Regions from separate parts of the Homo sapiens genome. Here region 1 is linked to region 2. Evidence: chromatin contacts called from ENCODE Hi-C data. All regions are on one chromosome and are shown on one strand. Each heading gives the region's core, a stretch centred on a gene start or an enhancer-like site at or near the end of the contact. The rest is flanking DNA. Distances are from core to core; before and after follow the strand shown.

What was found. A loop is a pair of places that touch in the nucleus more often than their neighbours do. Pooled maps may share reads with other maps.
Region 1: a loop to region 2 is called in a map of prostate gland, with 2.4 times the contacts of the local background. The contact joins two enhancer-like sites. A Hi-C loop is called at or near these places in 2 of 168 maps with a recorded cell type or tissue (cardiac septum and prostate gland) and 4 of 50 pooled maps.

Annotation. Positions count from the first base shown.
Region 1 is chr10:75,464,461-75,470,440 of GRCh38, forward strand. All of the region lies in intron 2 of LRMDA (leucine rich melanocyte differentiation associated), which reads left to right. Among named protein-coding and RNA genes, the nearest start is that of LRMDA, 36 kb to the left of the region's middle. Within about 2 kb of position 4,716, at least 10 of the 41 ENCODE cell types and tissues checked have a DNase peak (open chromatin) inside an H3K27ac peak, as active enhancers do.
Region 2 is chr10:75,658,773-75,664,818 of GRCh38, forward strand. The region is part of intron 2 of LRMDA (leucine rich melanocyte differentiation associated); the gene reads left to right. Among named protein-coding and RNA genes, the nearest start is that of MIR606, 110 kb to the left of the region's middle. Within about 2 kb of position 4,184, at least 7 of the 41 ENCODE cell types and tissues checked have a DNase peak (open chromatin) inside an H3K27ac peak, as active enhancers do.

The sequences.
Region 1 (5,980 bases), core at 3,466-5,965, 190 kb before region 2:
ATACCAAATCTAGAGGAAAGGATGAGATGGAGGAAGGGAGGAACTTTGCCAAGAGGAGCAATAAGGCTCTGTAGCTGATACTCATTTGGATAATCAGATCGATGGGATATATGTGAGGAAGAAAGGAACGGCATGAGGATCTGCTGCTGGGGCTAAAATGGAGTCCTTTGGTGTCATTAGTCTTTGGTAAACATATTTGCCTCCAAGGTTCCTCCTGGCACACTGCTGTGGAGCTGACTGCAGTGTTTATTTTCGGATGGAATAGACCCCCAGCAAAGTTAGACAATACTACTGGGATCAGGGGAAGTCCTCAAATTATCATCAGAGGATCAAGGAAGGGCAAAATATGTGCAGCCTCAAGGACAGACACTCTCCCTTTTCTTTTTTATTTCAGCTGGAGCCATGACTCAAGAGAGCACAAAGCCACCTCTTTTCTTTTCACGTAAACTAATAATGAACTAATGAGTAATTGGGAGGATGAAACTGGTATTTTGCTGAGGGAACTCAGGAAAGCTGATGGTTCTTTTTCCAGACTTTTCGCTCCTTCCCTGGGGCCTCTTCCTTCTTCCTTTCAGATTCTGTGTCCCACAGACCTTTTCCTGGCTGACCCTTAAATGCTCTGCTGTGGAGGAAACTTTAATTTTGTTTTTAAAAGCAAAACAAGGCTTACCTGAAGAGGATGAGGCAAGCCAGAGAGGAAGAAAATCATCTCATCTGAAAAAGCGATCTAAGCTGTAGCAGAAACCCTTGTCACTGTAAACTAGAATGGAATGTTTTTGTCACGTGGAGAGAGGCCCATTTTGCTTTCTGTGGAGGTACATTAGTAAAAAGGAAGTTGCCAGAGTATACGTGTGTCCTTGCACATGTCTTCTGTTCGCCTTCTAAAAATGGGCAAAGCACGCACATCTATCTTGTGTTTATCCATACACAGGTCTGTGCATGCAGACACAGGCCAGATCCACATGCAGACATCCTTTTGTATGCATACTGTGGGACTAGGTACATAGGAAGACCATTTTACGTGCCCTCTCTTGGTTTTTCATTGCCAGCTGTCACGGAGAATCTGAAACAGAGAAAAATTTATTGGGTAGTATTTAGAAACATGTCGGTGGTAATGACTGCAGCTCTGATTTCAATTAACACCCACTAAATTTAGGCGAATGCAGCGCATTTGTAGACCTGTTGAACATGCTTGGCATCACGTTGCAAAAATCTGAAGTGGCCATGGTTTAAAAAACATTTCATGCTGACCACTGCTTTCATCCTTCCCCCCTTCCCCCAATCTGGCATATGGTAGCAGGCTCCCCTGTGAAATGTAGAAACTTCAAAATTCTCTCAGTTTGGATTTTTATAAAATGACCTTTCAATTGCAGAGAGCACAGTTAAAGTTTTAGCGTCCAATCTTGCTTAATGAAATACTACTTTGGAGTTCATAATTCATCATTTCTTACACCCTGCTCACCCCCTTTTCTGACTATTTGGGTGAAAACAGCTGGGGAAGTGCTGTATTTTATGATTAAGGCACTAAAAGATTAGCCATAGGCACTGCCCATCCATGGGGCTACAGAATTCAGGCTGCTGACAGCAGATCTGTTTTGAATCGGACTCAGATTAAAGTGAGTGAAAATCATTTGGGGGCTAGGGTTCGAGAGGTCACACATGTGATGAATTGTGGGTGCTTGCCTGGCTTCCCAGGCGAGAACCATAAGCAATTATTAAATGCCATTGTGCGTCAGGAAGGGTTGGTTGGTGGTGACTTTGAAATTTTCCAGAAGCAAGCCTGGGAGATTGCAAAAGGTAGTGTAAAGTGTTGGATGGGAGAGGATGTGGAGGGCTGTTGCTTAATTTTGGGGGAGATTTTTATTCCCTTCCCATCTTTGGTTTTTCCTGGGTCTGTAGTGATAGAACCATCATTCCAGGGGGATGGGGTGGGTCTGTGGGGGAAGCCTCTATGGTACCTTTTTTCTTTGCCTGATAAGTTCTTCAGTTGCCCCCTGCTTTCTCTGGGTGCTGTGGGAATTAGTGGTTTTCCACCAGCCTTGGGCTGTTCTGTGAGCATTAACATACCTTTATAGACAACCTCTTTTTCATCCACCGAAGCCATCTCGAGCTACCCTGGCCAGCTATGCAGCCAGCAGAGATTGATAAAAAGTCTGGGCTCATTCCCTCCTGAAGGTGCAGGGCTTGGAGTGTCTTGGATAGGTGAGGCTGTGCCCTGCCCCCTCCTCAGCATTTTCCATCTGAGGTGATGTGGCTGATCCCTTTGGACCAAGTCCAGAAAGCCCTTTCGTCACAGAAAGGAAACTCCCCCTACTGAATCTACCCTTTTCATATTTGACCTGGATCTCTCCCACCTCTAAACCCTCCCCTCTTCCCTAGATTCTCCTTTTCTAGCTTTTGGGAATAAATCTTTCTGAAAAGGAAAGAAAAAATTAAAAAAAACCAAACCCCAAACTCAAATAGGTTTAGTTGGTGATTTAGCAGTTTTTTTTTTTCCAGTGACTCAGTTGATTTATTCAGCAGTTACCAAATGCTTGTTGTGTGTGATGTGGGGGCTTAGGCATTAGAGATGCAAAGATGACTAACACCTAATAGAGGAGACATGAAGAAATAGGTGACTGCAACCCAGCCAAGGGAGGACATCCTGAGGGATGCATCAAGTACGACGACGTGGACATATGGCAGTCGGCCCATCCTGGAGGGGGTGGAAAGGGGTCCTGGAGTCAGAGTCTGAAGCGACCAGTAGGCTGAACCGTTCAGGAGGCTGAGGAGGACATTTCAGGCAGAAGGGCAAGTGTGAGCCATGGCAGGGAAGGGTGGAACAGTTGCAGCCAAGGCTTGGCTTGCCCTGGTGAGTGACTTCCCCACCTGCCATTATTTGACCAGCACAATATTTGGCCCCTAGTTGTCTCTGTTTATTCAGAGAGCACACACTGAGTGTCTAAGTTGTGTGAGTAACTGTCTTAGGTGTTTGAGAAGAAGAAGACCTCGCCCTCTGTGCCTCTTATTTGCCCCTGCTCTTCTTTCTCTTCTTTTTCCCTCCTGAATTTTTCCCACGTTTTACCTCTCTTCAAGATAAGGAATTGGGTAGGAGAGGGAAACAAAGGGTGTGGCCTCCCCAACAAGTATCTAAAGTGATGGGTTCCTGGAAGACCCCATGCTTGTGTGTGGATAAATTGTGGGGACAGGACAGTATACCAGACATCAAGATCGCAAAGTTGGGCAGGCACAGTGGCTCATGCCTGTAATCCCAGCACTTTGGGAGGCCGAGGTGGGCAGATCATGAGGTCAAGCGATTGAGACCATCCTGGCCAACATGGTGAAACCCCATCTCTACTAAAAATACAAAAATTATCTGGGGCTGGCGGTGCATGCCTGTAATCCCAGCTACACAGGAGGCTGAGGTAGGAGAATCGCATGAACTCGGGAGGTGGAGGTTGCAGTGAGCCGAGATCGCGTCACTGCACTCCAGCCTGGTGACAGAGTGAGACTCCGTCACACACACACACACACACACACACACACACACACACACACACAAAGTCGCAAAGTATTGCTCAGTCATACTTAGGTAGAAATGGCTGATAGTGGTATAATAATCTCCAAGGATTATCTGCATGTTTCCATAACTGATCCTAATGGTTGAAGTATTAATGATGGAGCATCAGTAGTCTGGAACCAGGCAAAAGTATTTGATTTTAGGGGAGAGGTTGGGGCATTGATAATAGCCCCAAAGGACTTCACATAAATGGTTGTCGGTTTCCCCCATACATAAGTTCCTTTGCTTCCCGTGGTCTTTAGTTAACTGAATCCTTTTTTTGGGGTGCGGGGCGGGGTTAGGGAAGACTGTTGGCCATATCAAAGGATGTAAAAAGAAGGACCATTAGGACTCCCATGCTATCTTCATTTCTTTGTTATTGTGTGGTCATTGCATGTAGGGGACAGGGCAGCTATAGTATCTAATCACAGAGATCTTTCTGGAAAGAGCCCTTCCAGAAGGAAGATTTGCCTTAAGAGATACCCAGGGTGATGAAACAAACACCTCAGCAGTAGACTCCCCTTTGCTGTGGCCCCAGTGCTCATGGGTTAGAGGTGGTTTGGAATTTTCTTTTGCTCTTAAGGTTCTGCACCTGAAGTGATGCTAGTCACTTTTTGGTCCAATAAACTTGGAATAAAAGGAAACTTTTTTTTTCTCCAGAGTAGGTTTTCACAGGTCTTTGCGGGGGGCTGTCGGGCACAGGATTTGGGAAGGGTCAGGGTGGGAAGAGAATGCCAAGCCCTGCTGGGGGTGGAGTGGGGAGATAGGGGCCTGTCTGCATTACTAGTCCATGGCGGCCGTCCAGCCTGTGGCCTCTCTTGCACAAAGGCTTCGTTCTGATTAATGGCACTCATGTCTTGGAGGCATGGATTGTATTAGACCTTGTTTAAAAGTGCTCGCTATACATTCACTTCCCCTGGAAGTGCACCAAACTAGGACGAGAGGAAAAAAGGGAGCAAGAGAAAGGCCCTGCATTTGGAAAGAGTAGACAGAAAAGCTTTTTTTCATAAATGCTTTCTGTAACTTTCTGTGCTCTTCAAGGCATTATCTCTGCAGAGCTCCTATGGGAGAGCATGGGGAAAAAGTGAAGACAGACGTCTTGGGAAAGAAAATGGGTTTCCCTGCCAAAACTGGGAGATGGTGCTGGCTCTCTTGGCTTTTTAGAAACTCCAAGAAATCTGCTGACATTTTAAAGGAAAAAAAAAGAGAGAGATGATTTATGATGACATCACATGTTGCCCAAGCAGATCCTGTGAGAGGAAAATGGCTTTTATAGAGAGCATGTTGCAATAAAGAAACAGTGAGTCACTGGGGGAGCATCACCAATTGAAATGCCTTCAGTTATTTGCCCTAACTGGCCCCCAGTGCAACCAAAGACATTGGCAGCTTCTGGGGCCTTGCTCTAAAGAGATTCAGCTCTAAAGAGAGCTGAACCTAGAGCGTGTGCTGCTTTCTGTTTCCACATCTCCCTTTCCTTCCCAACCCCTTTCTGATGACTGATTTCATCCTGCATTTGTTTTTAGCTTCCTGTCAGCTAAGGTGGGTGTGCAAGTGTTGCACTGGCTGCCCATGTGTGTGAGTGTATGTGCGTGTGTGTGTGTGTGTGTTTGTTGAAGGGTGTGCCACCCCATGTATCAAGTGGTGGGCAGTGGAAGAGGATGGTAGCATGAGGGGAGCCAGAGACTTCCTTGCTTTCCTTGGAGTTGCAGAACAATGCTAGACTTTTGCAGAGGGGTGAGTGTTTCTGCCGTGCTTGGAAGAACCTGGAGACTGGTATGGGATGAGGGATCCAGTGTGAGGCCTATGGGTGCACACGGCCTTCTGGGCCTAGGAACCATAGTAACTGTGCTTTAAGCTTCAAACAAGGTGCAGAGCTTGGTGTTGGTCTCCATGGACTTCTCTCCTCTTGGTTGTCTATTGTGTGTGGTGGCTCACCACCTGCAGGGCACTAACCCTGAATCAGCAATAGGAAGGAGTCTAAGAACTAGTCTTTGGTGGCCCCACACTTCTGGTTCTTGGATGCACCTCTCCCCTTTAATAATACTTTTCCCTCTTTTCCTCAAGACTCTACTACCTTCCTGCATTTCCTCTGCCACCATCAACATGGTTTGAGGACCAGGTCAGAAACCCTTTTGTATTAGGGTTGAGTTGCCAGAATAAGTTCTGCCTACGTTGCATTTATTTGCATTTCAGTGAAGATCAAAACATAAAGGTGAGGCTGAGTGTGGTGGCTCACACCTGTAATCCCAGCACTTTGGGAGGCCGAGGCAGGCAGATCACTTGAGGACAGGAATTTGAGACCAGCCTGGGCAACATGGCAAAATCTCGTCTCTACTAAAAACACAAAAATTAGCTGGGTGTGGTGGCAGGTGCCTGTAATTCCAGCTACTGGAGAGGCTGATGCATGAGAATCACTTGAACCCAGGAGGTGGAGGTTGCAGT
Region 2 (6,046 bases), core at 2,934-5,433:
GATAATAGAATTTTCACTGGGGGAAATGTAGGGTCCTCCTCTATTTTGGTGGGTGGAGGTAAAGAAGAGAATACAGTCAGCCACCTGTTTTTAAGGCCATGTGCCTACCTAAGTGCAGGGGCCACTGCCCCTGTCCTTCCCAGTCCTGGGGCATTCAAGCTGAGTGCTGTGGGCTCAGGTTTGGAGCCCAATCATTTGGGCTCCAAATTCTGTAAGGTGGCTGGAGAAGCTTGATGGGCCTGGCCCCACCGGCAGGAGATGAGGTAGATGGCCCCTGGGACCAGCTGAGAAGGGCAAACACAGACCTGGCTCTTTGCTGAGGCCAGCCTGGGGAGACGCATGGCACATTGCCGACACAAAGTGCACGTCTGCCCCTGCTCAAGGGCAAGAGTCATCCAGGTGTGTCAACTCATGGTGCCTCTTAGGGAGTTCAAGAACCGAAATTCAGGAGAGGCACTCTCAGTTTACGTTACTTTCTTCATCAAGGTTGGCAAGTGTCTTTCCAGTTTTTGCTTAAAACCCAGCTTTCTTCCCTTCCCTTTGTTTTCTCCCCTTCTCTCTGTCTTCCTGCCTCCCTCCCTTTCCTCTCTTTTTTTTTCTTTCTTCCCCAGCTTTATTTGAGGTGGAATTGGCAAATAAAAACTGTGTATATTCAAGACACACAACATGATGATTTGATATACATATACATTGTGAAATGATTGGAGATTCTGCCATTTGCGACAACACAGATGAACCTGGAGGACATTATACCAAGTAAAACAAGCCAGACACTGAAAGACTGTATTATCTCACTTATATGTGTAATCTAAAAGAGTCAAACTCCCAGAAGCAGGGAATAGAAATGTGGTCACCAGGGACTGGGAGGTGGGGGAAATGGGCAACTGTTGGTCAAAGGATACAAACTTTCAGTTATAAGATGAGTAAGTTCTGAGGATCTAATATACAGCATGGTGACCATAGTTATAACACTGTATTGTACACTTGAGATTTGCTAAGAGAGTAGATCTTAAGTGTCTCCCCCTCCTTCTCTTTAATCTGTCACTTCCTTTCTTTCTTTTTCTCCATCTCCTTTTTTCTTCTTTCTCTTTTCAACAAAGAGGGAGAAAACCAAGGCTTCCTCCTCCATCATTGCCCTATGATTTTTTTGCTCTTCACTAAGTGAGATGCATATACCTTACTCTTGATCCTAGGAGGAACTTTTTGTTTTCCTAAGTCATAGGCGACTTTCTCTTTCTCCCTCTTTCTCTCCCCATCCCCATAGGAATGTGTGTGTCTGGGTGTCTCTGTCTTTCTCCCTCTCTCTCTCTCTTTACACACACACAGGCACACACACACTATCTTGAAGGTACAGGATACACCTTTTGTGTTCCATTTATTGTAAAATATTGCACACATCTGTAATTATATTACTCTTAAAATAAAGCCTTCATCTACTCTTAACATCTTTTGATGTCCCTTCCCTGCTGACTCTATTTTTTCTTGTTCCCACTTTACGTTAATGTGAAGAGACAGTTGAGTAAATGCACAATGAACTTCAAAACCTAGTAATTGTTTTTCAGAAAGAATGAAACTTGCGAATTAGATATGGATTGTAAAAGAACACCAGGGCTGATTAGTGTTTGTGAGGGGCGCCTGCCGGACGGCTCTGACACCTGCCTGCCAGCACTCTCCAGAAATGCCACCATTGATGCCTCTGTTCTGCCCATCACAGGACGGGGGGAGAAGTGCTGGGTGGGAGTTAAAAGGCTCCGCAGTGAACCACCTTGTCAGACTCACCAATTCATGGGACGCCTGACATGAAAGGCAGCGAGAAACAAAGATGAGTTGCAGCCACTTTACAAGCAAACTCTAGTTATCTGTAAAAATAAAATAAAATAATAAGGTTTTTCAAAAACAGAGAATGAATGAGCATTGAAGGTGTTCACCATGTTTTTTTTTTTTAAGGTTGTGGAGATAATGAGTTTTTTGAGACTTGGGGGAGGAAAAGAATTCACAAGCCAAGTTTCAAGCTGCTGAAAAATTGCTTTTAGGAAAGAAAAAAACCCTTTTCCATGCTAACCATCTGCTTGCATCTTGTTTACTGCCCAGAGTGCCAGTTTGTGCTTATTAATCATGCTTACACAAGTATCTTAATTACTCCCTATGTAGCTGCTCTGTCTTGAACTCAGAAGTTGACCTTTCTCTTTTTATTCCTTTAAATCATTAATCATACACAATCAACGCCAGCGGGACAGAGCCACAGAGAAGGCTACCCAGATTCTCACACCTCACGCCAGTCCCAGGCAGACAGGGAATGCCAGAGTGACTGCTTTGCCAGCAGCCAGGCGGATCTTAATTAATGACTCTGCTGTGTTGAGGCACACGGGCTGGGGGAGGCCCTTCCTGCCACCGCCCCTCCGTGCTTCCTCCAGTTGCTGCCTGGTTTGAGGAATGACTGCTTTACTCTGCTGAAACCCAGAAAGGCCTCTGCTAGGGTTTTACAGACCTGCACGCCTCGACTCTCGAAGGATCCCAACAGAGGCTGAGGGAACTTCTCAGAGAAGATACTATTTCTTGCCGTGAGTGGGAGTTTGTACCAGACCAGTTCTTCTCACGATTTGCCATGCACGTTTATCTGGTGGGGATCCTGCTAAAATGTAGATTTCTGATTCAGGAGGTCTGGCTGGGACTTGAGAATCTACATCTCTAAAAAGCTACCAAGCAATGCCAATGCTGCTGGTCCAGGGACCGTACTTTGAGTAGCAAGGAGCTAGTTGGTTGATGAGAACCAAGGTCCTCCCTCCAAGCCTGGAGATGTGATAAGAGAGTGTCACCTCTATGAATGTGAGATATATATATTTTTTTCTTTGGCTAGATGAGCAATATTTTGGTAATTTGGAAGGTAATTTTCAGGCAGGTGATATATACACATGAACAAGTGTGGCACCCTTATCCAGGCAAAAGAAACACACATGATGTACAGATTGGCCTTTCCTATGGAGGGAAGAGTGAAATTGAGACTTTAAAGACCCCTTTCATTGAACTTTGTAAAAAGTTGCTTAAAACAGCTGAAAAAATTCTACTCCAAAAAAATGGAGTGCTCAAAACTAAAATAATAATAATGATAATAATAAAATGGATTGAGGCTTGGGTTTCATAAGGCTGTTTCTCAGTTCCAGTATACCAGACAAATTACAGCCTGTGAAAGTAATTTTGTTTCCCCCTACCCTGTACTTTCAGCCTCCTAAGTAGGATAGGAAACCTGGAGATAAGAAACAGAAGGAAAAATGTAAACTGAGGACCTTTTCTTTTGGCCAAATTGAATGTTCTACTTTTAAAGGGGAGGAATTTAGCTGCTTTTTTTTTTTCTGCCAAAATTGCTTGAGTTTTCCATTCATTGTCATTCATTTTACATTTCAAAGTGCAAACTGCAAAGTGTAAAGTTGTATGGTGGTAATACACACAGTAGAATTTTGGTTGACACTTCCAGCTCTGATGAAGTAGAGATGAAATAAATCTGAAACACATCTAAATAGGCTTGGGGTTTGCATTCTATCCCATCTAAGGGAAGCTGAGTAGATCATAGACGGATGCTACTACAGGTTTCGTTATTGGTAATCCTTCGGAAAGCGACACGGAAACACATTAGAACTAACCTCCACTGCCTTCCATTTCATCTAAACAGTGGGGTGAGGGTCTGGGTGGGAAGGAATTTTATTGAAAACAAAGTCTGAAGTAAAAGCAACAAATCTTTACTAGTGAAAAGTCACCTAATTAATTTAGATAAAAACTTTATCATCCCACATGCAAAAAGAATATGTGGTTTTCCGGCTTTGTTATTTACATTAAAAATTACTTGTTCATGAAGTTAAAAAAGCGCAATTACCCTGAATGAGGTGAATTAAGAAAATATTTCATCAGTGTAGCTTGTCTTTTCAACTGGCTGCCTTTTTGGAGTCTCTTGTTGATTTATGAAGTGAAAATTCTGTCTTGTCTTTGGTGAGGACGTTCTGTAGCCTTCCTACATAGTTTTGGTATTTGGGTATGCACATGTTTTTGGCAGCCTGGAGAATATCCTGGCTGCAGTGACAGAAAGACATAACTCACTTTTCGTTTGGTAAAGGAGTAATTAATTTGAACTTCTGGACATGAAGCATTTGAGAGCTGGAACTGGGTGCCTTGCGTAACCATGGTCTGCTGTTAAACTCTTTATAGAAGACTCTTCTTGTTCTTGGAACTTTGTCTGGACTTCAGAGCAGGCTGATTTAAGTGTTGAGAGCCTGGTCTGGCAAGAGTTGTGTTTATGCTTTTCTCTCTGAAGGCCATGGATCTGACCCCTCCAAGGAAGCCAAGCTATTTTTAGGGAAAGTCTAGAGTAGAGTGGCATTTTCTGGGAGAATCTGTGGCATTTTTTGTAGAGGACTCTTAGGGCAGGGATTGGGATGGGGCTGAAGACCCCTATGTCTGCCAGCAGCTTCTCCTCCTCCCCGCCCTTAATGGGCCAAGGCTGTACTTCTGTTAGTGGATTCCATATTTGCTATGGTGGAAGACTGGCCTGTGAGACTTTCCTATAGGAAGTATATGGAAGTCCTCTGTCTAGCAAAGGATTCTCTGATTACCAATGTCTAATTTAACCAGTCTGAGGTGGGAGCCTGGGAAATCTGTAGTTTCTAAAGCTTCCCAAGTCATTCTAATGTTCATCCAGGGTTGAGAACCCCAATATAAGGCCTCGAGTGTGTTCTTATCTTGGTCCATTTCATTCTCCAGCTTCTGCAGATCTCCAGAACTCTCTCAGTTCAGACTGTTATGTTGAAGCCCTGGAGATAAAGGGATGACCTGAGCAGGGTGTCTGCCTTTCAGATACCCACAGTCTACAGAGAAGGGTTATCTGTAGCACCAGCTCACCCTCTCTGGTTCTGACTTGGCCTTCATTGTCCAGTCTTTGGGCTTTTTGTCCTGGTTCTTTTCTGTTACTTGGTCTGCCATCTAGCACTTGCCTGAGCTTCCTAATGTGTGTATTCCCTATGTAGATCTAACTCTGGGCTTAGTTTAGACCCCTATTCCCAACAGCATGGTGTTATAGGAATCCTAAAATGGATGGGTTCCATGGCGAGGACTGCTGGGGAGCCCCACGTCAAACAAAATTCAACACTTGTCTTGACTATAGGGCTCCTTAGAATATACTCAGGGGCCCATGTGTGTCTTTAAGAGGAGAGTAGGGTATACAGTCTTTCCTATCTGTCTCTTCTCAGGAACTCTATCAGGGACCCTCCTGTGGATATCGAATAGTCCGTAAAGTTTACTTTGGCCAGTACTGTTCTAACCTCTGGGAATTGGTCCAGCCTCCACTCTAGAAAATGTAGCTGTTTTTATCCTTGGTCTAGATCGCTGACTCATGTGTTCTGTCTCTGGGCTGACTGGCTCCTCTTTCTCAACCAGTCCTGCCTGTCTCTCCCTGGAATCCAAAACTGTGTGCCACTTACCTTTCATACAATGACAAACCCAAGTGACAGAAATCTCTCCATTTCCTTCCTTGCAGAGTCAGGCAGTGGCATCATTTATCTATTCACAATCCCTGTATTAGGTAGTAGAGAGGAAATGAATTCAGTTCTGCAAGAATTTATATTGACTACCAACTGTATGCCAGGCAATGGGCTTGGTGCCAGGGATACAAAGTTGGGTGATAGTCTGACTTTGCCTGGATTAACTCATGTTCTAAAAGAGCACACAGTGATCCTGAGCCCATATTATACTGTGTTCTATGATGGAGGAAGAGGAGTCAGGAGGGAAGGGGTTTAGGAGTCTCTAGGAGCTCCTGCTAAGGGCACTAACCCAGCTGGAGGGCATCAGGGAAGTCTACATGAAAAGGTGATTCCTAAGCTGGAGTTTGGAGGAAGAGTTGGAAAAGATGGGAGAAGGAAGTTTGTTCAGGGTGAAGGAATACAATGATTAAAGGCAAAAATGCCTGAAACACTGTGGCAGGATGAAAAAGATTGAAGGCATGGTATCTGATTGTGAAGAAACAGGATGTACACATTGAAATCTACCTGAATATCTGGAAAAA